Regions from separate parts of the Mus musculus genome. Here region 2 is linked to region 1. A link is a loop called in an ENCODE intact Hi-C map of the cell type or tissue named here. Cell type or tissue: left cerebral cortex. All regions are shown on one strand. Links, peaks and the distances in the headings refer to the core of each region. The heading gives the core; the rest is flanking DNA.

Region 1 (15,654 bases), core at 4,023-12,022:
GCATGTGCTAACATGAGAAGATTCTCGGGGCATCAAGCTTTTTAAAAGAGTAAGACATTGTAGGTCTGTCAGTCAACACTCACATACTCACACACATACTCACAGGATAAATTGTCCCCTTCTCTAGTCCCCTGCTGGGTGCATAACTCCCTTCCCCCTTTTGCAAGGAGCTGACCCTGCCTAAGAGAGCAGCTCTGTCCTTGAGGAAGGTTGACATCATCACAAAGGCATTTCCCAAGCACATGGGGACAGCTGAGGGAGCCAGTGTGCCTAAGATGACAGGGACAGAGATGGGAAGGCCTAACCTGTCTTTAACTCTTGGGAAGCTGGCTTAATCTCCCACTACACAGCTGAGGTGACACTGGCTTAGATGGTGGTACCACTTGCTGTGATGCTCACAGTTGGGTGTGTGTGTGTTTGTGTGTGTGACATGGTTGTGATATTGATGGGGTGTGTGAGCTCAGCTGTAGAACACTTCACAAAGTTGACAGTTCTGAATGCAGACCAGAAAACCTGTCCCTATCTGTGGTGGCTCGAGTAGGAATGGCCCCCATAGACTCATGCGTTTGAATGCTTGGCCCATAGAGAGTGGCACTACTAGGAGATGTGGCCTTGTTGGAGTGGGTGTGGCCTTGTTGGAGGAAGTGTGTCACTGTGGAGGTAGACTTTGAGGTCTCATATATGCTCAAGCTAGCCCTACTGTGACAATTTCCTTCGGCTGTCATTGGATCAAGATGCAGAACTCTCAGTTCCTTTTCCAGCACCATGTCTGTTGGCACACTGCCATGCTTTCTGCTATGATGATAGTAAACTAAACCTCTGAAACTGTACACCAGCCCCAATAAGTGTTTTTCTTTTATAAAAGTTGTCATGGTCACAGTGTCTCCTCACAGCTGCTGTGATCCTCCCTCTGACTGGGATAAAAGGGCCTACTATATGGAGACCCCAAGAGCCACAGTGGCCCTGCAGGCCAAAGTGTCCCTCCTAGGGTTTGGTGAGGTGATCACCAGTGGTGGGCTGAAGATCTGACCTGGATCATAGCCCAGAGCTCTGCCCACCACAGTCAACTTCAGTTCAGCTATTGTGCAAGCAAGTCCCCAGAGGTACACTGATGCCTGGGGTCCCTGCTGCCCTTCCTTCTCCCCATGTTGCAGCCAGAAGAGCCCCTGCTTGCCTACCATCTTGAAGGCTGAGCCCCTGTAGGCAGTATTGGGTTCCTTCCAATTTGATGGGGTCACATTTGTGTCACGTAAGAAGCCCTGCTCCTTAGCTCTCTGCCATCACCCCACTCCCACTCCCTACACCCCCCTCCATAGCACTCAGAGCAGCAGGGAGTAAGGTCAGTGTTCCCCACAGCACCTCCCAGATGCCACACCATGAGGAGCTAGTGCCATCCGCACTCACACCTCAGCTCCCCTACCTTCACCCTTCTCAGGAACAGCCACTGTAATATCCAAAATAAATTCAAGACTAACCAGTACCTTCCCCCTTCAAAAGGACTTTCAAAACTATACTAGCAGGACAAGTACAGAGTCAGATAAAAAGCTGGTTGACTAAACAAATATAAAAACATAGTTTTAACGGTCAAAATTACTAAGCTTCCGAAACAAGATTAACAATTCCCCTGCCTTGCCTCACACTAAAAACCTCAAGGATAGACAAAATGAGAGTCACCCTATACAAACCAACAAATGTCTAAAAAGGTTATTGGCTACACCAATTAAAATAAGCCAAACTACTCTGGTGCCTAAGAAAAAGTGTGTTCTTTCTTTGTTCTGGGTCTCTCCTCTGGCCCGCGTGCTGAGAGGGGGTTCCCCAACATGTTGGATAAGTAAAATCGACATGTGTTTTGCAACGATGGCGATCTCTGTGGTCTTTGTGTGAGTGGGGGTCTTTTGACAAGCTACAACACCATCCTGCTGCCATACATACATGGGGCTCAGCCTTGACTGTTCTGTGTGGCCCAGACAAGCCACAGGGCAACATGTCCTGAGTTCTGAGAATCACCAGGAGTGGGGACATGCCATTGGAAGGAGGGTTGCAAATATAGACAAGTACAGACAAAGGTTAGATGACAGTGGGGCTGTGATAGCTAGAACATTGCAGGTTGACCTGATTTCTTCAGGGGAGCCCAGGGCCATGTAGGTCCAGGGACTATGTCTGTCACTGGGAGTTAGGGAGTCACTGCCAAGACCAAATCATGAAGGTGGAGAAGAGCCCCAAGTAAAGACAGTGAAGGGTATCACACAGGAGCAAAGGACAAGAGAGATCACTGGAGGACCCTCATGGAGCTAAGAAGTAGAGAACTAGTCACTGGGGAGCCATAGCAGACACAGAGGGAGGGAAGGATCTGAGCTAAGGTTCCCAGAAGACTTCAGAGCTTGTCCACAGCATGAGCCAGTCATGGGGACCTCAGGCAGGGCTTGTGGGAAGGAGATGCCTTTGAGGTGAAGTCACTCGCTGCCTGTGCTGTGTCTGCACATAGCCACCGTGAGGGCTTGTGGTGACCCCAGCCTGAGCCCTGCAGGCAAGGGGCCCTCTCTGGCAGGGCAGCCACAGCAGCTGTGTGGCTGGAGTTTCCTGCCCACTGAACATGAAAATTACAGGCTGAGGCTGACGGGGGCCTCATAGCCCTGCTGCCGCTGCCAGCACAGTCTGCTGGCGGGAGCAATTGCCCCACCATGTCACAGCCTATGGAGTTTGTCATTGACCACATCATGCTGGGGCACATAAGGTCAATAGGGCACTGGGTCTGAAGCTCCAGATGCCACCAAGTCATCCCAGGGGATGACAGTGGTAGATGGTATGCCCATGTCACCCTCTTCCAGAAGTAGGTATTCTACCATGCTCCACGCTGAGCATGGGGTTGTCCACCCTACTTCCACACAAACCCCTGACTGGGCCTGGAGCCCTTGGCTCTTAAGCAGGAGTCTGAATCCTGGGAGCCAGCTTGGTCCCCCACTCAATGGAGGCTGGAGGCTCCCCTTCCTTGATCTTTAATTCTCTCTGTTCAGGCTCCATGTGTCTGGCCTGCAGGATGAAGCATACAGGGCAGGGAAGAGGGTGGTCAGGCCTAGTCCCTACTCTCCCCTCCCCCAGAGAGGAGCCCCTGCTGACACAAGCAGTGCCTCTGTGGCAGAGGCCTCGGTGACAGCAAGCAGTGTTCAGTCCAGACTGGGGTCCAGATTAAGCCTGTCTGACCCCTCACCTCATTTCAGCTCCTGGCTCCACAGAAGCAGGCCTGAGTTGGCCTGTGACCAGTGTCACTGGGAGTATGAGAGAGGTCATGCATGCTCTTAGGACAAGTGCTGGAAGACACTGAGGCACACTGAGATTGGCATGTGGAAGGGAGAGGAAGGGTGAGGGAGGCCTGGAGGGAGATGACTTAATCCATATTCAGAGACTGTGGCCGAACATGTGACAGTGGCCACGTTAACGAGGCTGGTTGGTTCCCAGCTTCAGAGGCTAGTGCTTCAAAGGTGTGCCAGTGGTGTCTGCTGAGGTCTTGTGCTATGCTGTGATGTGCACTGGGCACGCCATGACGAGACAGAGCAAACGACTGGCTCAGGACCCTTCCCTTCCACTTGGAAGGCCACTAATGCTGTCCGAGGGCTCATCCTCATGAAGGCATCAATTCCCAATCTCCCTTCAAAGGCACAGCCTCCTTGGTATCCGGGGTGCTCAGCACAGGGACATCTTTCTTTGGGTTATTGGTTCAACTTTTGAAAAACTCTACAATTAACCCAGAATGGAGAGTCTGGAACACAGTGGCATTGCTGGGGCAGGTGCAAGGCGGCCCCATGCACCTTGCATGCAGCCTTTGGATGTGGCAGAGAAGGTGAAGTGGGCTGGAGAGGAAACAGCCATATAGAATGTCTATGAGCATGGCAGAACATAGACCAGATCCCACATCCCAGAAGAGGCAGTGGGGTGAAGGCTGGAGTTTCTATAGCTGCATAGAGCAGGTGAGGTAGCCTAAGGCACACCAAGGAATCTGAGGATGGAGGGGTGTGTGTGTGTGTGTGTGTGTGTGTGTGTGTGTGTGTGTGCATGTGAGTGTGTAGACACATTCAAAATGAAGAGAGGAGGTCTGTGGTGCTGTCCAAGAAGCAATCTGGGCTTCTGTTTCTTCCCTGAAGGTATCTTTAGTCCTATATTCTTGAAGCACTGTCCACCATTTACAGGAACGGGGATAAGTGCAGTGTCCATCGACAGGCAAGTAAAGCAGATGTGTGGGGACACACAACAGAATACTCTTCAGCCACAAAGGAGGAAATCCTGTCATAGAGGAACCTGGACAACTGAAGGGAAAGCTGGGCACAGGAGGACAAGGATGGCCTGATGTCACTCAGGGGCTCTAAGGAGGCTGATGTCATCACGTCAGAGAACAGAAGGTGGTGACAAAGCCTGGGGATTGAGAGGCAGGGGACAAAGCCATGCTGGTTTAAGCACCCACAGATACACAGGAAGTAGGGGATCCTGAGACCTTTACCAGCAGTTAACAGCATTGTAGATTTCAAATGGCCAATGGTGGCTTCAAATATCTTATCAGGAAGCAGCAGGGGGTGAGGCAATGACTGTGTTAACACACTGTTCACACAGAAAGAAGTGTCGTCATATGCTACAGGGATTTGTTGATCAAAAGTAGCCAGATATGGTGGCTCACACCAACATCCTCAACACTGGAGAGACTGAGGCACAGGATTGTCAAGTTGGTCGCCATCCTCAGACTCAAAAAGATTTTTTTTTAATTAATATTCTCCCTGTTCAGTTGTTGGCTCTAACAGATCTGGGAATGGGGATTAGTGTTCAGTTGTGGACTCACTGATAAGCTCACCAATAGACACTTCCCCATGTTCACACAGATGGCCCTTGTTAAACTCAGTGTGTCACTAAACAAGAAGACATGAAAGTGGAAAGGGGACCTGTAGGAGGAGGGAAGCTGACAGGGGTGAGCGAAGGAAAACAGAGACGGGACTGGAAGTCATCAGGAAGCCTTATATAAATGTGTGAACTTGCCAAGAGCAAATTTAACTGGGAGAAAGCTAACGAGATTAACAGTGTAAATAATGTTTTTAAACTAAAGGACATAGAAGCCAGGAAGAAAGCAATGTGGGGGCCCCAGTGGAGCATCTCAGAGAGGGCAGGTTTAGAGGGCTAAAGAAGCAGAGAAGTCACCACAGAGTCACTGCTGAGAGGAAGGGCACTCTGCCAGGGTGGAGGCAACTGGCAATTGGTAAGCTTCTCCTTGGGATTTGGGGTGGCAGGGGAGAGAAGCTGCTCAGAGTTCTCCAGAGAGGAAGAGAGAGGAGGAAAAGGAAGGCAGAGGACTTACATGAGCCTGCTGGAAGCCTACACACTAAGTCTCAGCCACCCAAGGAAGGATGAACATATGTCTATGGCTGAAGTGGTGGAGGCCCAGGCCTGTAGCATCCTAGAAGTGAACCTATCACAACTGCTGTAGAGGGTCAAGGAGCAGGTGTCAGGGAGCAAAGACGGTGCCAAGACCAGCCAGTGGGAAAGAATAGTGTTGGTCCAAATGTGCTGGGGAAACCAGATACCTGCATACAACCAGATGAAGCTGGATCTCTTACCTCACACCATAAGCCCTTGCTCAAAACCAATAGTGAACCCAAAAGCAAGAGATAAAGCCAGGAAGCTCCTAAAGAAACCAAAGGAGCCATGGTCATGGCTGATCAAACAACGAGAATGAATAGATAACTCAAAGCCCTCCTGAGCTCTGGGATTAAATACCTGTATCACCAAACTTACCAGTGAATAAAACAGACATCTCTCTCAAATGTCCAAAGGCATTCAGAAGACATGTGGTGTTGTCTTCTCCCTGGAAAACGTAAATCAAAACCACAAGGAGGCCCCATGTCATAGCTACTAGAATGGCAACAAAAGATTTTTTTGTTTTGTTGTCTTTTTTAATGGAAAAATACCAAGAGTTGTTGAGGATTTGGGGTAAATGGAGCCTCGTGGTTTGGGTGGAAAGTGGTACAGATGTGGAAAAGCCTGGTGGTTCCTTAAATGGTCAAGCATGACATTACTACATGGCTTAGTCATTCCACTCCTAGGTACGCTCTCAAGAGAATCAAGAACATTAGCCCACGTAAGACTTCACACAGGAATGTCCATGGCAGCATTTTCTCATGATAACTGAAAAGTGAGAGGAAAAATCCATCCGTCGGCAGAAGAATGTACAGACATGTGTGGTTGAGACATGCAATGGAATATTATTCAGCCTTGCAAAGGAATGGAGACATTCTGATTCCTGATCCCACAGTGCTGATGAGCAAACACATGAGGCTCTGGGAGAGGAGGCAGACAGATGACCACAGGTAATATAATCCTATTCATGGGGAAAACTCAGAGCAGCTAGCTAATTCACAGAGATAAGACCAGGGGCCAAGGAGGTGGCCAGTGTCAGCTTGCAGGTCTGGGGTCCTGTCATAATGAAAATATTCTAAAATTAACTGTGATGGTAGTTGTGTATTTATATGAAGATGCCCAAAATGACTAGTCACACACTTTAAAAAGGGGAGTTGTATATGCAAATAGATATTTGTGTACTAAAGGTTAAATGCTTAACCAGGGATGAGACTGGGTGGGGAGGGATGGATGGGGAGGGATGGGGTGAGAAAAATGAGAGAGGGATGAGTGGGTAGGGTTAATGGAAACTAAGGAGATGTGAGAAATCGTTATGGAAACCCACTTTGGAAAGCTCATTTTAAATATATTTTTTAATGTTTGAATGGAGGTACCCTGAATAGGTGAGCAATGGTGCTCTTAGAAAATACAGATTATCAAGTGAAAATTTTAGTACCAGGAGTGGGATGCCTCCCTATGAGTTGTCGGCCAGGGAATGCCTCAGAGGCTCCCAAAGCAGCACAGGCTATTGACAGTGTTCTTGAGTTTATACCATCATTGAATGGTAAGACCGTATTGCTGGAGACACCATACATCTCAGGGGCAGGATCTAGAGAAATCAACTTGGAACTGACTAGAAAGCTTCCTCCCTGATGACTAGCTTTCAGAATGCTACAAGGTGGCCTTCGGGTTGCTGGGGTGGGTGGGAAGAGACATGGGTAGTCTTACCCTGAAACCATCCCTGCATGCCGCAATCCAGACAAGGTGTGCTCACAACAGTGGCATGGCTGCTAATAGAAGTTACTAGCTGTTTCTGATTGGATCGGAAGCCTGTTCCACAAGAGGGAATCCATGCCTGATACTGTAAACATGGTTAAAAGTCCAAGGCTGGAGCATTCGTAGACCCTAGATTGTTTTGTTGAGTGGGCATATGGTAAAATTGCCTTCTAAATATTTATGTTCCTAACCATAATGTGAGTGCAGCTCTCACTGAAGCTTCTTTTTGCAGTGGGCAGCAGTTCATATAGAGACTCAACACGATGAACCAGCCTGACTCCATCTTAGACTTGAAAGCCATCTTATAGTAAAGACAAGCTAGGCTCCTTCTTGTTTATGATTAAACCATCGTTTCTTAAGGATTGGGCTATGCATGGTCCACCTGCAACCTTAACTACGAATGATTCTGTTTTGCCTGTTCCAGGAATGTCAATCATGTCTTGGTTTCAAAAAGTTGTAAAGGCCATCTTACAACCTTACCTTTGTTTCAAAGGGTTGTTAGGACTACTTTGGTATCTTCTTAAGACCACCTTGTAACGGTCTGCCTTTGTAAGCCCACCTACTTTGCCTGGAAAATCCCTCATTTGGAAATCCCTAGCCCTGGACTATAAAAACCTAATCTTCCTCATGTCCAATGCTGACCTCTTGAACCCCACCTTTAGGGGAAGACATCCCATGTCCATGAGTTAAAAAGCCTGTTCTAATCAATTGTTTGCATTTGGGTAGGTGGTCTTTCTCCTCTCATTTTTGGGATTAACAATAACTGGTCAAAGATGATCACACCCCTCCTTCATAGAGCTCCTAGGAACAGCTAGCGGCTGCTTCTGCCCTTCTCAGCACCCCCATGAGGGAGTTCCCAAAGGAGGGGCTGTAGACAATGTCTTATATCATCACCCAAGCAGGGCCCACCCTGTGAGTCACTCACTAACATGAGCTGAGGAACCTTATCACATGCCATGTGTGGCCAGGGATGATCTTCGAGGTCCCAAAGCCATGTTAACTATGACCTCATCTGACATGACTCTGGGCTGAAGCAAGGGTCAGGCATAAAAGTCTGGAAGCCAAAGTCTGGCTCTGTTGTTCTACTATGGCCAAGTCAGAAGGACAGTCTGGGGTGCCCAGGAGGGAGGCAGACCCTGGTACACCCTAGCTGCAACCAGCTCTATGCTGGTTCATGGTGAAGAACTGCAGTACATGGAAAGGGGAAAAACACAGGCTGATGGGGCTGGATGGGTCAAGCCAGCCACCCACCACAGTTAGAGAGTGGGCATCAGGGAAGAGTCAGGCCAGAGCCCACTCACACTGTTGGATGACAAAGGCTGTCAAGTGTCTGATGCCTCTTTCTGTCCTGAGAGTAGGAAGAGCTGCCCCTACCCTGGTGGACTACATAGGAGATGCCAGGCCCTTGCAGATCAAAGGCCTGGGGTCACTCAGACTCCAGAGAGAGGCCCAAGGTGTCCCTGTGACTGAGTGAGAAACTGTAAAGGGCTAAGGCAGCAGGGGGAGCCACTGCCCTGCCTTTGCACAAGACTCCCTGGAAGCTTCCAGAACAAAGACAGAGCCTGGAATGGACTCCCTCTTAGAAGCGAGGCTACAGCTGTGTCTATCCTTTAATTCCAAGCCTCGGCTTCCCTTCTGTACAGGTGACTGAAAGCATTTATGCAGCCATAGTAAGGGTCAGGTCAGGTGACCAGGGAGGATGATGTGACCCAGAGGGAAAAAGTTGGACTCGAGACCTCGGACAAAGCGAATGTGAGTGAAACCTGTAACTCACTGTCATTTTCCAGCCTCACTCTGAGGCCCCCACACTCACCCCAGGGGTAGGAGGGCACAGGGAACCTACTCAAACATGTGGAACAGCTTGCCATGACATACACGGTAGAGCAAAACCTTGTTTGCATCATTTCCCCATCTGCATTGGAGAAGTCCGGAGGGAGACCTGGCCTGCACTTCTGTTAAGAGAAAGTAATGCTTTCCCCCTCCTCACACACAACACCACAACATCACTACCCCCCCCCCAATACACCACACACACATACACTACCACCTCTACTAGGTGAGTGCTCACACCTGGAACCCCACTTCCTTTTTTCCCAAACAACTCAGTCTGATGAGGCCACTCTGCTTCCTGGCTACTGGGCTTTTCCCAGACCTGGAACCAGACTGCTCCCCAGGCCTTCCTCCTCTGCCCTCCACCAACATCCATCCAAGGTATGTGTGGCTTTATCAACTCATGGAAGCAGAGGTGTCACCATACCACACCACACCACACACCCTCCAGTGTGCTACCTGTTTCCAGTGCTGTTGAGAAACTGCAGAAGGTAACAGCTTCCTGCCAAGCTACTCTACTATGCTTTCTTTCCCTCCAGAGTTGCACACCAGGTTCTCCAGCCCCTGGAACAACGGATTCATTCAGTCTAGGGCCACCTCCCAGGGAGGCTCTGTTGGGTCCTCTGACTCCTGAAGCTCCAGCCACTAGCAACTTGACCTCCTGTACCCTGCTACCTGTCCTGGGTCTGAAGTAGCTTGGTGATTGCATGAGGAGGCACCAAAGTGTTGGGGAAAGTTGAGCAGGTGCTTTCTGTTCCTGCACTGCCTGGTGTCCTGGTACTGCCTGGTGTCCTGGCACTTCCAACGACTCTGAGGTAGGAGGTGCTCAGTAATCCTTGTAGAAGAAACAGAAGGACAACAGGCAGCAACCAGAGTTCTAGATCTGAGAGAGCCCAGAATAGATCCAAGGCAGATGGCCCCCCTCCAGCTGAAGATGGGAGGAAGGGAGCACCTGGCTGCTTTCTAAGTATCCGCTCCAATGTTGCCCGGTGGAGTGATGCAGAGCAGGAGGGGTCTAGGTTTGGGGCCTTGCTGAGCTTGGCTGCTCAAGTAGAGTAGGGGTTCCTCTGTGAAGGAGAGCTAGGGACAGAATTTGGACTTGTTCATGTCTCTGGGGTTGCGGTCAGGTCCCTGGCTAGGACTGGAGTATTCCGAAGCAGCTCCCCTTTCCCAGACCCTCATTCTGGGCCGGCAGACCTGTCACCCAAAGTGCACACCAGGCAAGCGGGGAGCAGGAGGCTCCGGGTGGGTCCCCACCAGCCGGGGCGGGGTCCCGTGGGGCAGGGGCGGGGCTGGCGGCGGGCAGGGCCGCCCCTTCCAGCGAGGGCAGACTGTCTTGGCCTTTAAGCGCCTGCTGAAGCTCGGCTGAGAGAGGCCCGGGTCAGTCCCCACACCATGCCCTGTTTGCGCTCCGGGCCAGAGTGCGCCTGAGCGGTTCGGGCCTCGGTATCCCCGCGGGTCTTGCGCCGCCGCCTCTCCGCGATGCAGGCGCGCGCGCTGCTCCCCGCCACGCTGGCCATTCTGGCCACGCTGGCTGTGTTGGCTCTGGCCCGGGAGCCCCCAGCGGCTCCGTGTCCTGCGCGCTGCGACGTGTCGCGCTGTCCGAGCCCTCGCTGCCCTGGGGGCTATGTGCCTGACCTCTGCAACTGCTGCCTGGTGTGCGCTGCCAGCGAGGGCGAGCCCTGCGGCCGCCCCCTGGACTCTCCGTGCGGGGACAGTCTGGAGTGCGTGCGCGGCGTGTGCCGCTGCCGTTGGACCCACACTGTGTGTGGCACAGACGGGCATACTTATGCCGACGTGTGCGCGCTGCAGGCCGCCAGCCGTCGTGCGTTGCAGGTCTCCGGGACTCCAGTGCGCCAGCTGCAGAAGGGTGCCTGTCCCTCTGGTAAGCTCCACCAGGAATCAAAAAAGCCTTACTCTGAGGAAACTGAGGTCCAGGGGAATCTGTCCACTTCCACTAGGCAGCCTTTTAAGAATAGTTCACACAACCCTCTGGCTTTCTAGATGGGGAAACTGAGGTCCCCAAGAGATAAATGCTGTCCCCAAAGTCACAAAAAGTTAGACTTAAACTCTAGTGTGGCAGCCTGGTAGCGTCTGGTGGGCTGTGAGGCTCTGACCCAGCCACACTCCTGTTTCTTAGAGTCCTCCAGTGACTTACAAGGGAACGAGCGTCAAGCAATCTTTTCCTGGTCTCTGTCTTCAATTCCTGCTCTGTTTTCTTCTGTCAGGCTGTGCTGGGTGCTGGTTCTGTGTGCCTGTCTTGGGCCTGGCTGTCTGAGAGGCAGAGGGTTTTCAGGGTGGCCAGGCACCTGCATTACTCTGCTCCCTTCATGGTTGTGTTTGGTGTACTCTTCTCTGCTCTCCCATGTGACAGATACTATTAACATCAGGTTCTGGGCAGAAACCAGTAAGAATGGAATTGTTCTTTACAGATTGAGCCATTTGTAAGAAAAAAATCTTTTCTGGCCTGACTGTCCCTAACTGGAAACAGTGTATCAGTGCATGGCATAAAGCAGACCTTCTGGTACCCTCGAGACTTCTAGACTGTGGAGGGCACAGAGCTATGGAGAGAGAGGAGAATGTCAGTCTGAGGATCAGGCAGGCATCCATCACTAAGAATGGCAGGATTCCTGTGGCTATTGGCAGGATCTTAGGCTTCAGAGACCCACTGTCCTCAGTTGATCGCTTCATTGTGTTCTGGGTACCTGACTATGAGCGATCTGGTGTCAGGCCTGGGAGAAGCCCCTGCAAGGAATATGTAGCCAGGGGACAACAGATGCTGAGTCTCAGCATTACTTCCTGTGCTGGGTCTATGAGCCACCTCCCAAGAGAGGTGTTGAGTTGGGACAGTAAATGGGGCTCCCTGGCAAGGATGGGGGAGAGTGGAGAGGCTTGGGCAGAGCAGAGACCAAGATCTGATCTAGAGCGCGCTGGCCACCATCAAAACACAAGCTGCCAAGGAGTTGTCGGGTACTGCAGCCAAAGAGGAAGGACATATTATCAGAGATGTTCACACGCCAGGGTCTGCCATCCATCCTCAAAGGGTCAATTAAAGCAATGTGGCCACATGGGGGAAAGGGGTGAAAGAGTCCAGCGACACTCCTCCCAAGTCCATCTAGGGGTCCTGACATGAGATTTATGTTTAAATAGAGGGACAGAGGTATACTTGACCAGGCAGCTCCCACCCATCCTTGACCCATAGCTACCTGCCGGCCTGATGCATCTCTACAGCTTCCTACCTCCTCCCAGCATGAGCTTCCTGGGAAAATCCCAGTTTCTCAGGGCTCATCACTGTCTCAGTAGTCTGATAGCCAGAGGGTTCCGGCACAAGGGTCCTTCACAATGTCTTCATTCAGTCCTGTCAGGATGGTTATAGCTAGACAGAGCCAATGGCCTTGAGCCTGACACCTGTCCATTGCCCACTTTGACCTGAATGTTCCGGGTTCTGCCTACTCCAGGGACATCGTTCACTTAGGCTGCTATCCACAGATGCTCAGAAGTTTCACACGCTGGTGTGAGTGCCAGACTCGCCCCATGCAGATGAGACTGGCCCAGTTCTTTGTTGTTAAATACTGCCCAGCGATGGTAGCAGCTGAACTGTCTCCAATTCTTCCTCCCAGCTCAGCTGACAGCATTGCCCCAGGACAGAGGTCTTAGCCTCTGTCCACACACCTGTCACTGCCTCATGTCCACTGTCACCGCACTCACTAATCAGCCTGAGCACAAACCACCATGCCCAGATGCTCTGAACTCATGCATGTGCCGGGCACAGAGAGAGCTGATGAGTCCCACTTGCGGGCCATGTCTGAGCAGGAGGCTGCTGTAGCGGGGTCTCAGAACAGATCAGATAGGAGAGGGAGACCAGGCCAGCTCTGACTTTAGCTGGCTTCCACATTTCTAATCCTCCTGCATCACTTCACCTGGTAGCCAGGTAACCCTGGCCAGTTTGTCCTGCATGCTACCAACAAGACTCCCTCCACAACTCCCCCCCCCCCCACACACACACACACTTACCGGGACTCTCAGGCCCTATTTATGTCAACACACATACACATGCACACACACACACACACACACACACACACACACACACACACACACACACACTTCCACTACCATCTTCTGCGACCTTCTCATCTTCTGGCCACCTTACTGTTTTCCCTCCCTCCTACATCAGTGCCTTTGCACATCCTCTTACCACTGGCCATAATTGCCCCTTCATCCTTCACGTAGCAGGGTTCCTCTTCCTGGGCTCAGATGTCCTACCACCCTGAGCTGGCTTTCCTAACCACTGTGCTTCATTGCTAAATCTGTACCCCTGTCTATTGACCTTTCTGTTCTCTCTGCTTCTTGTTCACTCTGGGCCTCATGGCAGGGGTGGATACAGCACCTGGTTGCACACAGTAGTTATATAAATGTCTGGGCCCATGGGTCCCTGTAGTTCTCTTGGAGCCTGTTAAATGGTTCCATTGGGTTTGATGGAAGATGTTTGGTCCCACCTGCATGTTAGAAAAGCATTTTCAAGAGAAGGGTCCCTTTGCTAGTGTGACCTGCACTCAAGGGTCTGCTTACAGGTGGCTGGCTAGCTGCCTGCTGGCTCCCCAGATTCAATGTCCCACAGCCCCTTGGTAGTGATAGATACGCACATGTTACTGGGGCTCAGTGCTGGGAGCCCTGGGAAATTCTCACACAGATTTAATAGGCAGCTTTTAATGTGCAAGGCCTAACAGCCTCTCCCAGCCTGTTTATTTAAGGACTTTGGTTGGCTTTTGTGTTCCCTCCTCTTAGCAGCTTCCTCGGAGTTGAGCATGAGAGACTAACCAGGCAAGAAGAAGTGTCTTGTATCTGTCCCTCTGCCTGCTGGGACAGCAGAACTGGTCAGTGGCATGGCTGTGTGGGGGGATTTGGAGGGTTCCAGTGGCTTCCTGCATTTATTTGATGCCTGATAGGATTGTGTGTTTATAACCTGATACAAGGAGGAGCGCCATGACCTGTGAGTTCAGAAGCTCTGTCCCAGCCATATCTCTTTCTTCATCCACCTCCAGGGCATCCATGGGGCTCTGTGAGGATAATACTACCTAGACAGAATGATAACCACCCATGTCCTACACCATCAAGAGTCTGTGTGTGTTCACTGGACTATAGGAGCTCTGAAGGCAATGAGGCAGGCAGCCTTCCTGGCCTTCACTGTAGGCCCCAGACCTATGCAGATCCAAACCTATGCAGATGTCACAGCAGACTGGGCAGGACAGCTACAGCCTGGGGCTTTGAGGGAGGTGACCCCAAGAGTTCCTAGGGTCAGGTGTCTCAGACTCCTCCCACAACCTCTGAAGCCTTTAGGAGTTCATCATAGGGAATGATGTTGGGGTATCTTATAAAGACAGGTTCTGATGCTGTGGTGTGCCACCCTAGGACTCTCAAAGTAAGGGAGAGCTTGCCCCAAGCTCTGGTATTGCCGATCTGATGTACCACAGTGCTTGAGCCCCATGAAATGGTGGCCATCCTGGAGGACACTGGTGAATGGGTTATGAGAAACAGTGCAGTCACAAGACCCTGTTCCTGGGGGCTGCACAAGCATGGCCAGACATGGGCACTGAAAGCTGTGCCTGTATATCCATGGGACCAGCATGGCCTGCAGGCCACATACACCTCCAGCTGAGGCTCTAGAACCTGAATGCTACTTGTCTTTGCACACACAGTCCCTTTGTCATATGTGCCAATCCTCCATTCTTCAAGGCCAAGGTCAAAAGTCACACTTGTTCCCTCACTGAGGGCCTCTCTAGAGCAATACTTCTCAACCGTTCTAATGCTGCAACCCTTTAATACAATTCCTCATGTTGTGGTGACCCCAACTATAAAATTATTTTTGTTGCTACTTCATAGCCATAATTTTGCTACTGTTAAGGATCATAATGTGAATATCTGATAGGCAAGCTGTCTGATATGTGACCCCAACAAGGTCGTGACCCAATGGTTGAGAACCACTGCTCTAGAGTACCCTCAGTACTTGGTACCCAGGATGGGCTGGCCCTGGAAGCAAGCAGAGAGAGTGGAGCACACAGCCCCTAAAGCTCCAGCCCTGCTGCAGCTTGCCTGCCTGGGGGACTGATCAGATCACTGTTTTTTCTTCTTTTAAAAGCTTGCCTGTCCCTAAGTGACCCATGTCCCCTGGCCACATACATTAGCTTAAGATCCATCTGTCATACCCAGGCACTGTGTTGCGGTCTGTGGCCCTCAGACCCAGGTCGTGCCTAGGGGTTGGAAGATAGAGGAGGGCAGCTGCCCAGCCTGGAGCATACATACTGCACAGCACTCACAGCCACAGATCAGGGCACCAGCCCAGGTGCAAGGCACCACACACAGCACCCCAGACATAGGGCACCAGGCCCAGAGTCAGGTTCACTGGGTTCCCCACGGCTGATACTTTGGTTGCTGTCTAGGTTGGGAAACAAGGCTGAGAGAGATCAGGTGACCTGCCCAAAGCACACAGCCTCAACCTAGGCACATCTGAGCTCCATGCCGCTCCTTGGGAATGTATAACAGTTGGTTAGCTTCCAGGAGATCCTTGACCTGTGTTTGGCTTGGGACCAGCCAGGCGCCTCTGGCTGTGAAATTCCAGGCTCTGCTGGTTGAGCCAACTCCCAGAGGAGGTGCTGCCTGCTCACGGCTGTGCTG
Region 2 (15,654 bases), core at 3,628-11,627, 54 kb after region 1:
ACCTGCCCAGGGGTGGACCTGCCCACGGTAGGCTGGGCCCTCCTGTACCAATCAATCAATACTTCATAAATGTGGTAACTAACAGGCCAATCATAATCAAAGCTGTCTCTTCCCATCCGATGCTAGGTTAAGTCAAGTTGACAATAAAAACAGGAGGTGATGAGGTCACGAGGGTGGATCCATATGACAGGAAAAACATCTGTATTACTCTGTTTTCCCTCATTATAGTGAAATACGCAAGACGGAGGAAGACTTATTTACAAGAGAGATTTATTTTGGTTTTTTGGTTCTCAGTTCTGGCCCAAGGTCAAAGGCAACATCTGGTGATGGCCTTCTTGTTGGGAAAGTCTTGAAGATGCTTACAGGCGTTGAAGGTATTATGGCTGTGTGTGTGTGTGTGTGTGTGTGTGTGTGTGTGTGTGTATGTGTATGTTCTTCTTACAAAACCACCAAGATAAAATCATAAGGCTCCACTCTGTGTCCTATCCAATTCCTATCACAATTATTATTATTATTATTATTCAATTCCTATTATTATTATTATATGTGTGTGTAGGTACATTCATGACATACAATATGACTATACCCTTTACCATATGACTATCCCCTTCCACATTTGGTCTATTTATCTACCATTCTCCGTGAAACCAACAACCTGGCCACCTATGCCCCTCTTCTTGCTCTAGGCCCATTAAACTTGGGGGTTTCTAACCTGAAACTTTATCAGACATCTGGTTCTTACTTCAGGGCCATCACATGCATTATCACCCATTCGTTCCCCTTAAATAAGATATCTCAATGGTAACCGGTCTAATCAGCCCATGCCCACTTAACTGTGGTGTCATGCATTTGGTATTTTTAAATTTTAGGATACTTTCATCAACATGAATATAGGCTAAAGCCAACTTTTGGGAGTCAGCCCTCTCCTTCTACCTTGTAGATGCAGGGTCTTTCATGTATCTGTTACCCTGTGTTCTCCTGCCTAGCTGGTCTGAGAGCCCCAGGTGATTCTCCTGTCTCCACTGTCATTTTGCAGTAGGAGTGCTGGGATTACAGATGTACGCCATCACATCTAGCTTTTTATGTGGGTTCAGGGAAGTGAATTCTGGCCATCAGGCTGTGTGACTTCCTTTTACCCACTGAGCCATCTTATTAGTCCAGCTGTGGACTATGGAAGAAGATCCCAGTGTCTTCTTGCCCTGATTCCAGCCATGAGGCCAAGACTAGAATGCAGTCAGCCACCTACAAGCCGGGGAGAAAGGCCCCTGCGGCTGCATGTGGCTGTCTCTTTTGTTCTCCAGACCTCTATGAACAGCTGCCGAGTCACCTGGTCTCTGACTCTCACCACAGCTCCTACAGACCCAGCATGTACCCAGGAGCACCCCAAAGATGCAGTACCAGGCTGCCCATTGGGCACATGGTACAGGAGTCCTGGAAATGTGACGCAAAGCTTGAGCACACCCAGGAAGGGCGAGAGACCAAGGGGAGAGGTAAAGGGGACAAACTTGGTGTCCCAGAAAGCCTTTGGGAGCACAGAGCAGGTATCGAAGACCTCACTAGGTATCCAGTGGCCTGACAGCAATCTCCATCCACTAACCCCATTCCAGTCACCCAGAAATCATCAGGATTCCTTGGCTCCCCTAACCCCCACCACCCATCTTGTAAATCAGCACCATCCAGCACTGGCTCTGGGACAAGGGCAGCCTTCTCCCCCAGGAATCCTGGCTCTTCAGTTGCCTCCCAGCCATGCACAGGGGTCCACAGGAGAGAGAATTCCAGATCCCCCCATTCCACCTGTGTATGTGTGGTCCAGGCTACCTAGCTCCACTGCAGAAAGCATCCATGTTCAAGCCTGAGGCCCGAGAGCCAGGACGGACAGACTGGGCTTCTCGCCACCTCCTTTCTGGAAGGCATGGGCTCCTTCGCTTGACTCTGGCAAGCACACTGGACTGGCTGTGAGGTCCCCAAGGGACATGGAGAAGTGAGACACTTCCCGACATGGCCATGGCAGGGGAGGTGATTGTCCTAATGAGAACCAGAGGTAGCTGGCAGGCTCTCTCTTGCGTCCCATAGTTGTTGAATTGCCAGACTGGGATCACAGGACCTGCAGTCTGCAGAGATGGCTCTGGCTTCTTAGAGACAAGTCTGGAGCCTGCCCCAAGCAGAGGCTCAAGGGGCTTGTACACTGTGTCTGGGTCACCACAGACCTTGGTTCTTTTTGCAGACAACTTGATGGCTAGTGATATGGGTGATAACAGACATGAGGACTTCCCTGGGCCACTAAGTGTTCATCAAGTCACATTTCATCTAAGCTGTCATAGTCTTCTTCCCCTACTGAGGAGGAGACCAAGGTCCTATGTGACAAAGCCCCCAACAGAAGCATCCAGTGTGCTGATCTTAACGTCATCACCTGAGCCCTCAACTTGGACCGTACCACTTCAACTCAAAGTAGATGGGAGGGAAGGAGTCTGTGTCCCCTCAGAGAGTGGCCTTCAGTATCCAGGCCTCTGAGGCTCAAGATCTACTGGTAGCTTCCTCCTGCACTCCTGGTCTCTCAGAGCAAGACCCAGAAGATTCTGGGGGTGCATTTATTGGCAAGATTTCACTAAGCTGAGGCCACTCCTCTGTTGCTTTGGACCTCCCTCATCCACACTCCAAGACAGAAGGGGGCCCTGCTTGGGACAGATCTCCTTAGTCACTAGAGATTGTGAGAAGTGAAGAGACTTGGCTCCTGCCCTGAAGGTATAGTGGCCCAGCTGCTGGTGCTGCTTGAGTTTCTTCTCCTCTTCCTCATCTTCCTCTTCCTCCTCCTCCTCTTCCCCATCACTACATTTTAAGCCTGGTGTACAAAGCAGGTGTCCCCAGACCCCAGATGAACCTGCTAATCAGCTGAGTACTCAAACTGGAGCTCCTCAATAAGGGGGTGTCCTCACCCCATCCAGAGCTGTCTCCCCAGGGAAGGGAAGTACTTTTCCCAGCTCCTAGCTCTCAGCTTACAGAAGCCCTTGGGTATTGCAGTGTGAACTCTCTCCCCCTCCTCTCTACCACACCCTGCCACTTTTGATGCCACAGTCAGGGCTACACCGGAGCCCACCATCCCCCACCACTTCCTTGTCAGCCACCAGCCCTACTCCGTCCTTCTTCACTGTTGTTTCAGGAGCTCTGGGAAATGTCTATCAAGCACTCTGGATGGGGACAGCAAGGGCCTGAGAAGAGATGCTCCGAGCCGGTGCTTACTGTGTGGATCAGGAGCCGGTTCAGCACATCATTAGCCAAAGGCTTAGGCACTGGGGGTGCTTATGCAGGGAGGGCTGAGGGCAGGTGGACTTAGAAGACCACCTGCACCAGATGGGTAAGCAGGATAAAGTGCTGTGTTATAGAAGTCAGTCCTGAAGCAGAACCAGCTGCGGTCCTACTGTGTGCCAGGCATTTGGCTGGGTGCATCCAAGTCTCACAGCAAACACAGTAAATGACAGTAAAACAAAACAACAACAAACTATTTATCCAACTCCCTTCCACAGTGACACACCATCAGCTCTTCTCTAAATGACTTTTTTAAGGTAAGCAAAGCCACCACTGCTTAGTCCTTGGATCCTTCTGAGGACTCTGTAGTCCGTTCCCAGCCACTCCCCTTCCCCATTCAGAGAATGCAGAAGTGAGGACTAAAAATGACCTTACAAGACACTGTTTAATTTTTTTTTTAATTTCATGGGGCAGGAGAGATGGTACAGAAGATAGGAGTACATTCGGCTGTTGCAGAAGACAAGAATTCGGCACCCAGCTCCCACACTGGGCAGCTTACAACCATCTATGCAACTCCAGCTTCAGTGGGATCTGATCTCTACAGAAACCTGCACTCACGTGCCTGCATGGGCACAAGCGCAAGCGCGTGTGTGCGCGCACACACACACACACACACACACACACACACACAGAGAGAGAGAGAGAGAGAGAGAGAGAGAGAGAGAGAGAGAATCTCATTGTATTATATGGATACATTACCTGTCAATTAAAAAAAACCTATGGCCTATAAGAAAGGGTAGAATAGAAGGTGGCAGGCAGAAAGGACTCAGAGAGAGCCAGGTGCTAGAGACTGGTTCAGGAACATGGAGGAGCTCAGAAGCATGGAAGCAGAAGTAATCAGCCACTTGGCAGAACTTAGATTAGAATAAATGGGATAATAAATAATGAGCTAGTCAGGAAACAGCCAAAGCTTATGGCCAAGGTGTCTGTAAATATAATTGAGTCTCAGAGTAATTATTCCTGGAGCTTGGGGCCAACGGGAGAAGCTTGACACCAACACATACAATTTTAAAATATTTCTAAAATTTAATTCATCACTAATTGTGTATATGTGAGTGTGTGTGAGAGCACGTGTGTGTGAGTGTGTCTGTGTGTGTAAGTACGTGGGTGCCACAGCACACATGTGGAAACCAAAGGGTAACTTTCAGGCATCCACTGTGGGTTCTAGGGATTAAACAGGTTTTCAGCTTGCTTGGCACATGGTTTTACTCACTGAGCCAACTTGCTGGCCCTAGAGTAGTAACAGGAGGAGGGTCAAGTATAAAGAGTTGGGAGTTAGAGGGACTTCTCAGTTGCTACACAAGCTATGGTTATGAGAAGGTGGTGGCTAAGAGCCCCAACCCCTCACCCCGCACAACTGGCCTCTCCTACCATTTCCTGCACACAATGGTTCCTCGAGTTTTGTACCCAGCCCAACTGTTCATTGAGCATGAGTTTAGGGTATGGACACTGTCAGATTACAGCTTTAATCTCACCTCTCCCAACCTTTACTGGAGTCAGATGAGCTCCACCAAAATAAGAGAGTCACCAAGACCAAGGAAAATGCAGAGCATACTCTGTGTCTACAGGGATTCAGGCAACAGACAGAGTGAAATTGGCATTAAACACGCACATATAAGTGATATCTTCTGGAGTCTAGGTCACTGCTAGAGCACTTGCCTAACATGCACAAGGCTCTAGGCTCATTCCCCAGTACCAGCACTGTAAAATAATTTTAAGTATCAAATTCATTCCTAATTAAGTAAAAGTAAAACTCTTCATGGAGTTAAAAAAGTTAAGGAAGGAGAATAAGCCACAGTGCATTGTGCTCTGCTACAGGTGACCAGGTCAGTTTGTCCTTGTGTGTGGGGTAAGGTGGTTAGGAGCAGGTGTGGAAGGACAGGATGCCGTGGTCTCCATCAAGGAAGCCATTGACATGCTAAGCCGTAAACCTGATGGACAGCTATGCAAGGATGCTATCAGGAATATGAAAGTAAACTCCTAAATAACTCAATCTTAAAAGGAAGAGTTGTCCCCAAGATGGGTAACTAGAGTAAGTGGATGGGGGACAGTCTGGCCAGTGGATTGTGTAACTCCTTAGATTGAAGAGATGACCTGCAAAAACATCAGTCCTTAGGGGTGGGAGGGATGGCTCAACTGTGCTGAGCACCTGCTGCTCTTGCAAAGGACCTGGCTTTGATCCCCATCACCTGCATGGCTCACAACCATTCTAGGAGAGCCAATGCCCTCTAGTGGCCCACATGGGCACTCATGTGGTATACATGTATGTAGTCAAGACACACACACACATATACATACATACATACATACATACATACATACATATGTATATACATACATACATATATATATATACATACACACACACACACACACACACACATATATATGATCAATTCAAGAAATCTGAAAGACAAAAGAATTAGGACTCAGAATGGGTGCACAGCAACTAAGAGTTTACAACAAGCTAAAGGAAAACACGAGTGTGTTGGGAGGCATGGGGTAAAGCCAGAGCCAAGGGAGAAGCCTGAGTGTTTAGGGGTGGGAGCCCTGGGTAAGGAATTGAGAACTTTCTCTACACAGGGTGCAGGACCAGGTTCTGGCTTCTTGGCCTGGCCCCACCAATGGATCCTAAGAGAGTCCCCAGGATGGGGCCATGTGTTTCTTTTGCACACAGCCCCACACAGCTGCACTGGCTGGATATGCTGGCCATCCAGCCTTCTGCAAGGGACTTTGTTCTGCCTTCAACCAGATGTGAAGCCAGCACTGATGTTTTTCTGCTTGAAGCCTACAGGAATGAAGGCCAAGACCCATTGATAGTCTGAGAACAAGATAACATACTGGTCCCCCTGTCCCCTGGTGGGAACAAACATCCCTGGGTGTGGGGGAGGGGCAGAGCCCTGTCTCAGCCCATCTTCATTTGGCTTCGTATCCTTGGCAGATTCCCCAGTTCTGACAGCAGCTGACAGCTCTGCCTTCTCCTTGAGTCCCAGGCAGATGTAGTTTCTTGCTAAGCCCCACTTCTGGCCTGAACCCTCCCCTTGCAAACACAGCCCTGCTCCCTAACACCCTGGTGGTATTAGGAGATGACACCCCCCCCCCCTTCAGAGCTTTCTGACAGGCAGCAGGTTCAAGCCCTGAATAGTAAGTATTGCTGCAGCAGCTCAAAAGACACAAAAATCCAAGTCTGAAGGAAGCAGGAACTGAAGGAAGGGGGCCATGGTATGTAGGGACATGGCAGGTAGGAAACACTGTAACACATATCTGTAGAGACAGACCCCAGACCTGATTGTGAACCAACTTTTAGCCAATTTGGGGGAATCTCAGGGCTTCCTTAATTGGTCCTATTCTTCAACCTGTTTGTGTGCCCATACTCAGCCAATTAGAGTCCAGCTAGTACTCTATATAATCTGGGCTTAGGAGCGCAGGACACATTAGAATTCAACAGAGGAGGAAATGAGAGTTGCCAGAGATGAACCCAAGCCCCCTCCAGCATCCAAGGCTTCTGTTAGCCTTCAGGACTGGATTTTACTTCAAGTCGAAGGTACTCATGCCTGCCTCAGCCTCTGTAACTATACATACTTGCGCTGTGGAGGGGAATTTGTTTCAGCCTCCAGACCTGGAGATCACCCACTGCAAGCTTGTTCTGCAATGGACCTCTCTTGTTTGGCACCCAAGGCCCTCCAAGTTTTGAGCTGTTAACACTTCTCAGAGGTAGCATCCCACTGCTCCAAGAGTTCAAACCATCTTCACTTAACCCCACACGGCAGTCTGTTTTGATTGGTTTGTCCTGTTTAAGGTTCTTAATCCTGAACTGACAATAAAGCATCTCTCATTTGTACTGTTCTCTGTCTGCCCAATCCTTTCTTGGAAAAGGATGGGAGAGAAAAACCCAATTGGAGGCAGACTTGGTCTCCATTAGACTGCCTTGGTCTCTGAAGGGTCAGGGATACAGCTCATAAGTCCTTGGGCCTGCACTGGGCGTTTCTTGGACCACCCTTGCTTTCCAGAGTAGAGTCCAAGGTCTGGCAGCTTCGTGTCACCTGAGAGCTTGTTGGAAAGGAGTCTCTCAGGCTGACCCCTCAGATATACCAAGTCGGACCCTGCACTGGAACTGATTCGTGGGGATGTTATATATAGTCTGGGCTCGCTGCCTTCAAGGGGCTTGGTGATAGCCTCGAATGAGCCAGGAGCCAAGTGACAACTGCAACCAGGGCTGGATGTGGTGTGTGCCAGCGCCTCCAGTGGCAGGCAGGGACCATGCAACTGCCTATACCTCAGTTTCCTCCCCTGTAAAGGAAGCTCTTCAGGGGTGGGGGAGGGCAGACAGAGTCTCATGGGGCTAGGCATGGCAGGCAAGGGCTACCATCTTGAGGTCATGAGATTCAGGAGCCAGGTTATCTGTCTGAGCTGATTCCAGACAGCTGGAGTATATGACCCAGAGCAGGCAGATCTCTGTCCTCTCTTAACGTCTGGTGGCAGTGAGGAAGGAGAAGTCCCCCTCGGTGGAGCTCACAGTAGAGCTTGGGCAGGACTGTGTGCTCAAGACACTTGTTAAATTGAATATTACAGAAAAAGCTATGCAGGCCAAAGTCAGCTTGAGAGAAAGATTGAGGCTACAGGGGATGCTCAAGGGAACCTCCCTAGAGGAGGAGGCCCCTAGGCTGGAATCACCTGGAGAAGGGGTAGGGAGATAGGAGTCTGGATGAGGAGACAGGAAACAAAAAAATCCCCGTCTTGGATGCTTCTGTGGATAGTTTTAGGCAACCTGACACAAGTTAAAGTCATCTGAGAGGAGGGCACCTCAATTAAGTAAATGTATCCATAAGATTGGGCTGCAAAGAAGCCTGTAAGGCATTTTCTTAATTAGTGATTGATAGGGAAGGGCTCAGCCAATTATGGGTGATGCCATCCCTGGGTTGGTGGTCCTGGGTTCTATAAGAAAAGCTAAGCAAGCCATAGAGAACAGACCAGTAAGCAGCATCCCTCCACAGCCTCTGCATCAGCTCCTGCCTCCAGGTTCCTGCCCAGCCTGAGTTCCTGCCCTGACTTCCTTTGATGAAGAACAGTTCTGTGGCAGCAGAGACAGGGTGAGGGCAGAGCCTGCTGCCCAGTTCTGGCTGGTGGACAAGATACACACCAGGCCTTCACAGACTGACATACTGGGATGCTTTAGTGAGTCACCAACTGTAATACTGTTACCCTTTAAGACACAGCGGGAGGTAGGGGTGTTGACAAGAAGCAAAAACCAGACTTGGGCTTGGGCAGGGTGGGGTGGGAGGGTGCAGCTGGAGGTCTACAGGCAGATATTTGGGGGTGTCCCAGAGGCGTCAGGGAAGGAAAGGCTGGGAGAAGGGTTTCATCCCATCATCTGGGACCCTGGTGTGAGAAGTCTCCTACTCCCGAGCTGATGGGCCTGAAAGGTGCTCCCAGGGGTCTGATGGATCCACCACAGGAGAGGGAGCAGCCTGGGTGTGGTCTCATCTAAACACCGCCACTCTGTCTCTTCGATTGCTCCAGAACTGGGTGCCTCTTTTCTTCTGTGGTCCCTCAGCCTTGAGGTCTGGGCCTTCAGAAGATGGCTCTAAGCCAACGTGCATGTCGGTGGACTGCCCCACTGGCTTTGTTAGCTGCCTTGTCCCAAATCCTGTTCACTGCTTTTTTTGTTCCTGCTCACTGGTTCTTATCTTAAATCTCACTGCTTGCCCACTGGGCTGAAGCCTCCACGAGAACAGGACTGTTCTTCAGTCAGTTATATTAGGCCATACCAGGCACGGATGGGTCTAAGGAATATGTGAGTTTTAGTCAGGGTTCTCCAGGGGAAGGAAACCCACAGAATAGAAATACATCACAGAGGGATCTGTTGTATTGGAATACATGGGGTGAGCTGGGTAGCCCAAAAAATAGCTGCACAGTGGAGGGGCTGAGAACCCAGCATTTTCTCAGTCTAGGCTGCATGCCTCAAACCCGGTGCCGATGGCCTAGAAGATTCCTAGAGAACTACTTGTTGGTGCACAGTGGAAAGCCAAACAGCCAAAATAATTGGGCTTTGGTGTCAGGAAAGGATACAGCAGCAGTAGCAACAGGGTTGCTAAACACTCCAGTAAGGTAAGAAAAAGTCAGCAAAAGGAGCAGAGGCTTTGCCATCTGATCTCCTTATTCTGGGTCACCTGGAGAAGGTGCCACCCTCACCAGAGGGTGTGTCTTCCTATTTCAAATAACTCAATCAAGAAAATCCCTCAATGGTGTGCCCTAAGCCTTGACTCATGGAAGATTCTAGATCTTGTCAGGTCGTCAATCACTATTAACCAACATGATGTGGGGGTGGGGCTGACTGGTGATGGACAGCCAAGCTGACAGATCCGGGAGGATCTTGAGCTGATGGCCACATAGAGAATGTCAGAGATAGGGCAGATACCCCAAGGACCCTCTGACCAGAACGTAGGGAGACTCCATTACTAAATGCCTCTGGAGGGCTCCCCAGAGGAAGAGGACAGGATCTGCCAACTCATTATTAAGCCTCAAGAACCACAACAGACTCTGGTTAAAGAGACATGGAAGAGATGTGGTCCAGCTACAGCTGTCCGAGGTAGGAAAATGGGCCTCCCAAGAGGCAGAGGGGAGGGAGGCTGAGAGTGGAGGTTGGCCACGGAACAGTTGAGGATGGGGAGGAAGTGGGCAAACAGAGAAAGCAGCCTGATGGAAGTAAGTAAGGAACACCCTGTGCAAAGGGTCTGAACAGGTCCAGCTGCTGCTCTGTTTGGGAAGGACCTGATGAGAGCCAGGGCACACATGGTCTGACCCTTTGCACAGTGAAGTCAAGCCAAGGGGAGGCAGGGATCTCTGGCTGAGGAGTCCCAGAGCAGCTGTTGGCAAGTGCGTGAGGGGTGGGGCAACTGGAGGCGTCTAAGTCCTGGCCCCTTGTTTTGGTTTGGGGTGTGCATGTGAGTGTGTGTGTGTGTGTGTGTGTGTGTGTGTATGTGGTACACCCACACATGGGTTTAAGGAAAAACAGCTGGGAGGCCGAGAGAAGGGATGTTTCAAGAAACTTCCAATATCACACTCCAACTTACAAACTTGGGATGGAGCTTCTAAATAGCTCTACAAGCAGAGGCAACCACAGGGCTCTGTAGAGGCTGGTTCAAGCAGCCTCACATCTGGGCCAGACACAGAACCCCAACCTGCACAATGCCAGTAGCCTTTACAGACTCAGGCAATCCAAGAAACAGGTACCAAGCCCCCAGGCTGGCTATGCAGAGCCTGTATGCCTGGCTGTACTGTGCCCACAGACATAACGGTAATTGGCAGACAGACTTCACTGTACTGGGAAGACAGAGATGACAATTGTACAGAACCTATACACTAAGCCAAACTAAGCAAGACTATGTGGCTGTGCAGGGGCCTCAGGTGTATTGGATCCACAAACGCAGCTACACAAGGCAGGAAGCTCTAGCTGGAAGTTGAACTGGAAGGTACACTAAGCCACACCAGCCCTGCAGATAGAGCCATACCAGTCAATCTTACCAGGTCTGCAGGCCCAGCCTTACTAAGCAAACAGACTTGGCCATACTGGCCCAGTAGATCCAGCCATACTGGACTTGCAGAGCTAACCCTCACTGTAGTAAGCAGGAAGACCTAGTAGCCCTGGAGAGGCAGACCCAGCCAGACTTGGCAGGCAAACAGCCTTGCTGGACCTGCAAATCTAGCCCTATCAGACAGGCAAACTCTAAGGTACTGGAGAGTAGGCCAGGTCATGCTATGCAACTATACATGGCTGTGTAAGGTCCATAGACAGGGTCAAGGTAGGCAGACTTGGATGTAATGGACCCTTAGATCTTACAATACTAGACTTGCAGACCTGTTTGTTGGGCAAGTAGACACAGATGTGCCAGGGTGGCTGACCTGTCTATGCAGGGCCTGTAGACTCAACTATATGAGGTAGAAAGATCTGTCCATACTAGGAGGCACATGTAGTGGCACTGAGCCCACAAACCAGGTCATATTAGACAGGAAGACTGAATGGCTGTATTGGGGAGGAAGACCCAGCAATAGCTGGCCTGCAGACCCAGCCGTACTTGGTCCATAGGCCTGGTCATACTATGGAGGCAGATAGGCCTTAATGACTCCTTATTCAGAGTTATATGAGGCAGGCAGATCTGGCTATATTGGGCCCACAGACCCAACTGTCCCCACTAGGATTTCTGCCACCCTGAGCTTGTACCAAGAGGTCTGCCTCTTCAGCTCTTGGGTCCCTCCCTGTACCTGTCTGTCTCCACTTTGTTCCCACAAGACAGCTGCAGCAGCTACAGTCTACTGAGCTTATAGCATGGGCTTAACATTATTTCAGGGGTCCTGTTGCCAAGTCATAAGGCCTTATTACTCTCAGCCTCTAACTGAAACAAACCCTGAGACAGAGGTGGGTAGAGGAGGTTTATTCAAATCTAGTCATGGGAGACAAGGGTTGAGACTCTCGGCTTCATATTCCCTGCTTTCAAAGTGGAGGTAGCATGGAATTTTATGCACTAGTGTGTGGTTTGCACTAGCCCGTGGTGGTTTGAATGAACACAGCTCTCATAGGCTCATAGGGAGTGGCACTATTAGGAGGTGTGGCCTTGCTGGAGGAAGTGTGTCACTGTGGGTGGGCTTTGAGGTCTCAAATGTTCAAGTCAGGCCTAGTGACTTCCTGCTGCCTGTGGATCAAGATGTAGAACTCTCAGCTCTATGTCTGCCTGCATGCTGACATGTGTCACACCATGATGATAATGACTTAAACCTCTGAAACGGTAAGCCAGCCCCAAGAAAATACTTTCTTTTATAAGAGTAGCTGTGGTCCTGTGTCTTTACGGTGATAGAAACCCTAAGTAAGACACCTAACCTTGGAGAAGTTCTTTGTATTGCAAAGAAAAGGGTTGGCACAAGTCCCTGCCATACCAAGCACTTTTTTCCCCCTACAAAAATAGGAAAAGTTACCTAGGGAAATCTTGGAGTAAAATGTCCACCCCGACAAGCTTTTCTGTCTGGTGTGAACAACTGTTCGGGATTGTTTGCCTCGACTCTGGCATTTCATGGGAAGCATTTATTTTAAGATTTGAAAAATGAAGCCCTTTGCTGAAATGGCTGCAGCTACGTGGCTGGTCCCAGCCCTGTGACTGCAAATGCCTTTTTTGGTAAATGGGGAAAGTGGGTCACATTGGGGGCAGGGGAGGATGTCGCCTCACAGCCCCTCCCCTAGGGAGACTAAAGAAGGAATGGCCCTTCTTGAGAAGGATGTAGGGATCACATTACGATGAACTCGTTGTTCCATCCGCAGTGGTTGGCTTCCTCAATCTCTGCCCTGGGATGCACAGGACAGAAATGAGCAGAGTCCCTCTTGAGGAAGGCTCCAGTGTGAACAGGAAATCAGCCAGAGGAGCGGACAGCAAGAGATGAGTGCTAAGATGCCACCCAGTGGCTAATCAACAAGAGAAGGTGCTCCCACAGCCCACCCTTGGGGAATACCACCAGAAACACAGTGATGGTCTGAGCTGACATAGAGAGGATGAAGAGGGGGTGTGTGCTCAGGCTTTGGTGTAATCTTGGATGACTTGGGATGGAGAGGTGACAGGATGGAGCTGACTGGTATGACAAGACTTTCTTGATGTATGGTTCACTGAGGCCCAGCCAACACCTGCAGGGAGACCAAGTGCTGGCTGACCTGATAGGCTCATACAGCATTGGATGGAAAGTAGGTCCCAAAGGGAACTAGGCCTGACACCCACCAGCAGAAGTGAAGATCCAAAACCCTATGGGTACGATGTGAGATGGTACAGCCAGAGAGCAAGAGTTCTGCCACCTGGTATCATGTGACAGTCAGGGGTCAGGAGCAAGATTAGACCATACACTACATCAACACAAGACAGGACAGCAATGCCAATCTGTGGTGACTGTTTCCCAGGGCCAAGCGCTGACTAGAGGGATCAAGAGGACAGAGTCTTTCACTATAGGGTACACAATACTCCAGAGACTGTGAGCTTTGTGGCTCTGTGCATCTTCTGTGTAGGTGTCTCGCATTCAACAGAGTGAGAGAGGAGGCTGGGGGGTAGAGGTCAGCTGAGGGGAAGGAGCTGGGTGGCAGGGGCTGAGGGAGGGGACACTATAGCTTTAGCTCCCACTTGCTCTCATGAGGTCACCCAGGGAGAGTAGCAATCCGACCAGGGGTGGGGTCTGACCGGGAGCTGTGGAGAGCACCAGCACTTGGAGGGAAGCAGGGAAGGAAACTCTCCTCACAGTAGGGGGTCTGCAGGCATCTCTTCAGTTAGGCATGACAGGAAGAAGGTGCATAAATACAGACCAGACGCATCAGAAGCCAGCAGCTGGCAGGAGGCTGCTGGGTTCCTGCTGTGGACAAAGGACCCTTGTTCCCAGGGCTGAGCTTGGTGTCACAGCTTGGTAAGCAGTGCTGTCTTAGCCTGGTGGGCCAACCAGACAAGCTGGGAGGCTGCCTGGGTGTGGGTGTGTGACGTTATCTATAAAAGTGTGGCTATTACTGTCATCACTGTGACTGCAGAGAGGTGCCGAGGGCCAGTAAGATAGCCAGGGCTCTGAGGTGTCAGTCTGCCTGGGTGTTTGTGTTACCCATGGGCAGGCGGTTGGGTACTGAAGAGAAAGCTCACAGATTTGCAAAAGAAGCCAGGTGACTAGTCAGGAAAAGCACTAGCAGAGAGAGGGACACACCAAAGAGCAACAAGCGGGCCATGTGAGGCCACTCTAGTAGATTCCAGTAGATTCCGTCTTTGACTCTAAAGAGGAGAATTTGGTTACCAAGGGGCATAGCTTGGATGGTTCTCAGCTTTGATACAAAGATTGGCTCATATATTCCTTTCTCCCACTGCTCATACCCCTTCCTGTAATACATCTGATCTTAATCATGAGGTATGCCCAATTATGTATGCACAGGCACAGGCTGGTTCTGTTGTTCCGTGGTAATCCATAGGGAATTCTCCCTAAAAGTTCACTTGAAGATGAAATTTGCCTTACTGCACAAGTACCTCAAACCAGTTCAGACTGGGTAGAGCCTTCCTTTCTGTATGCTCATACATTGAGACTATTGGATAATATCTGCCTACTTATGTTTGTTGTTAGGGGCAGAGATACTAATCTCACTGTCCAGTGGGGGTTACCTATAGCCTGATGCAGCTGGAGTCTGAGGTTCTAGGTACATTGCATGGAGAAGGGTGAGTGTGCAGGGTGTGAGGGGATGGAGCTAACCTGTGTTATTAGAAGAGGTGGGTGCACGGCCCAAACCAAGTGGAGTTCCAGGCTGCTAAAGTATTCCTAGACTTGCCTGTCTCTGTTGTGATAAAGAGACTCAGGCTGGAAACATAAACTTCAAGAATTATCAGCTCACAGCCTGGAGACCAGAAGTCCAAGAGTGATGGGTAGGTGGGCTGCTTCTTGCTGAGGCCTCTCTCCTTGACTTGCAGAGACACCTTTTCAGTGGCCACACGGCCTCTATGTGTTTGTCCTGAACCTCTTCTTTTTATGAGGACTCCAGTGGGGCTAGATAGGGGCCGAATTTAGCAGCCTCATGCAGACTCAGCAAACCCTGTGGCCACACATGGCCTACACTGGAAGCCCTGGTTTAGGACTTCTAAGTGTAACTCTGAGACACAACTCAGCCTCTCCAACACTTTCGACAGTGCCTGATTTGACGTGGGCCAGGGCCCCATAGTACTATGTACACAGAGGACCAAGGACTCTTGAGACCATTGTCCTCCGTCCTTCAGGACAGTCTGTCCATGCTAAACTACTTTCTGATAGACCAAGAATCGGATCTTCCGCCAGATGTCAATCTCCTGCCTCAGATGAATCTTGACTGTTAGTCACTTGTCAGTGTGACAGACACCTGAGAGTCATGAAGGGGGAGGGTTTCTCTCAGCTCAGGCTCTCAGAGGGTCCAGGCCATGCTTGGCTGGTTGTTGTTCCCATGGTAACAAAGAGTATCATGGAGGAAGGGTGTGGTATCAGCCAGTTGCTCATCCTGTGGTGGCCAGGAAGCAGACAGAGAAGAGGAAGGAGCCAGAGCCAGGATCCATCCTTCAAAAGCATGCCTCTGTGACCTGATTCTCCCAACTGGGCCCCACCTCCTAGTTCCTTCCCTCAGCTCCCATAATGCTGTCAAATTTTAACGTCAATGGATCCTTCAGAAGGGAGAGCATTTGAGAGTCAACTGCTTGGCCAAATCCCTCTGACCTCGGCTCTAACAGGCACCCAATCCTTCAACACAGTAGCTTTTAGGATACAACTCACATTGCACCAGCAATACCATGCCTCTCTACAGGTCCCCAGTAGTTAGCTAGCATCCCTATACTT

The links. A loop is a pair of places that touch in the nucleus more often than their neighbours do. Peaks named below come from ENCODE experiments on the same cell type or tissue, not always from the same donor. Only the 100,000 strongest peaks of a DNase experiment are listed, where the experiment ranks them.
Region 2: a loop joins it to region 1, with 2.3 times the contacts of the local background. A loop is called at or near these places in 6 of 42 quality-filtered maps.

The regions. Positions count from the first base shown.
Region 1 is chr5:35,674,154-35,689,807 of GRCm38, reverse strand. Htra3 (HtrA serine peptidase 3) reads left to right here and starts at 10,028. Exons shown (of 9, transcript NM_030127.3): 1 at 10,028-10,864. The coding sequence starts at 10,462. In left cerebral cortex, for the core only: a CTCF peak has its summit at 8,643 (motif pointing right); DNase peaks (open chromatin) are centred at 8,668 and 9,886; H3K4me3 peaks cover 761 bases; H3K27ac peaks cover 336 bases.
Region 2 is chr5:35,619,394-35,635,047 of GRCm38, reverse strand. No RefSeq gene overlaps it. Among named protein-coding and RNA genes, the nearest start is that of 4931431C16Rik, 38 kb to the right of the region's middle. In left cerebral cortex, for the core only: CTCF peaks have their summits at 5,539 (motif pointing left) and 7,544; a DNase peak (open chromatin) is centred at 6,142.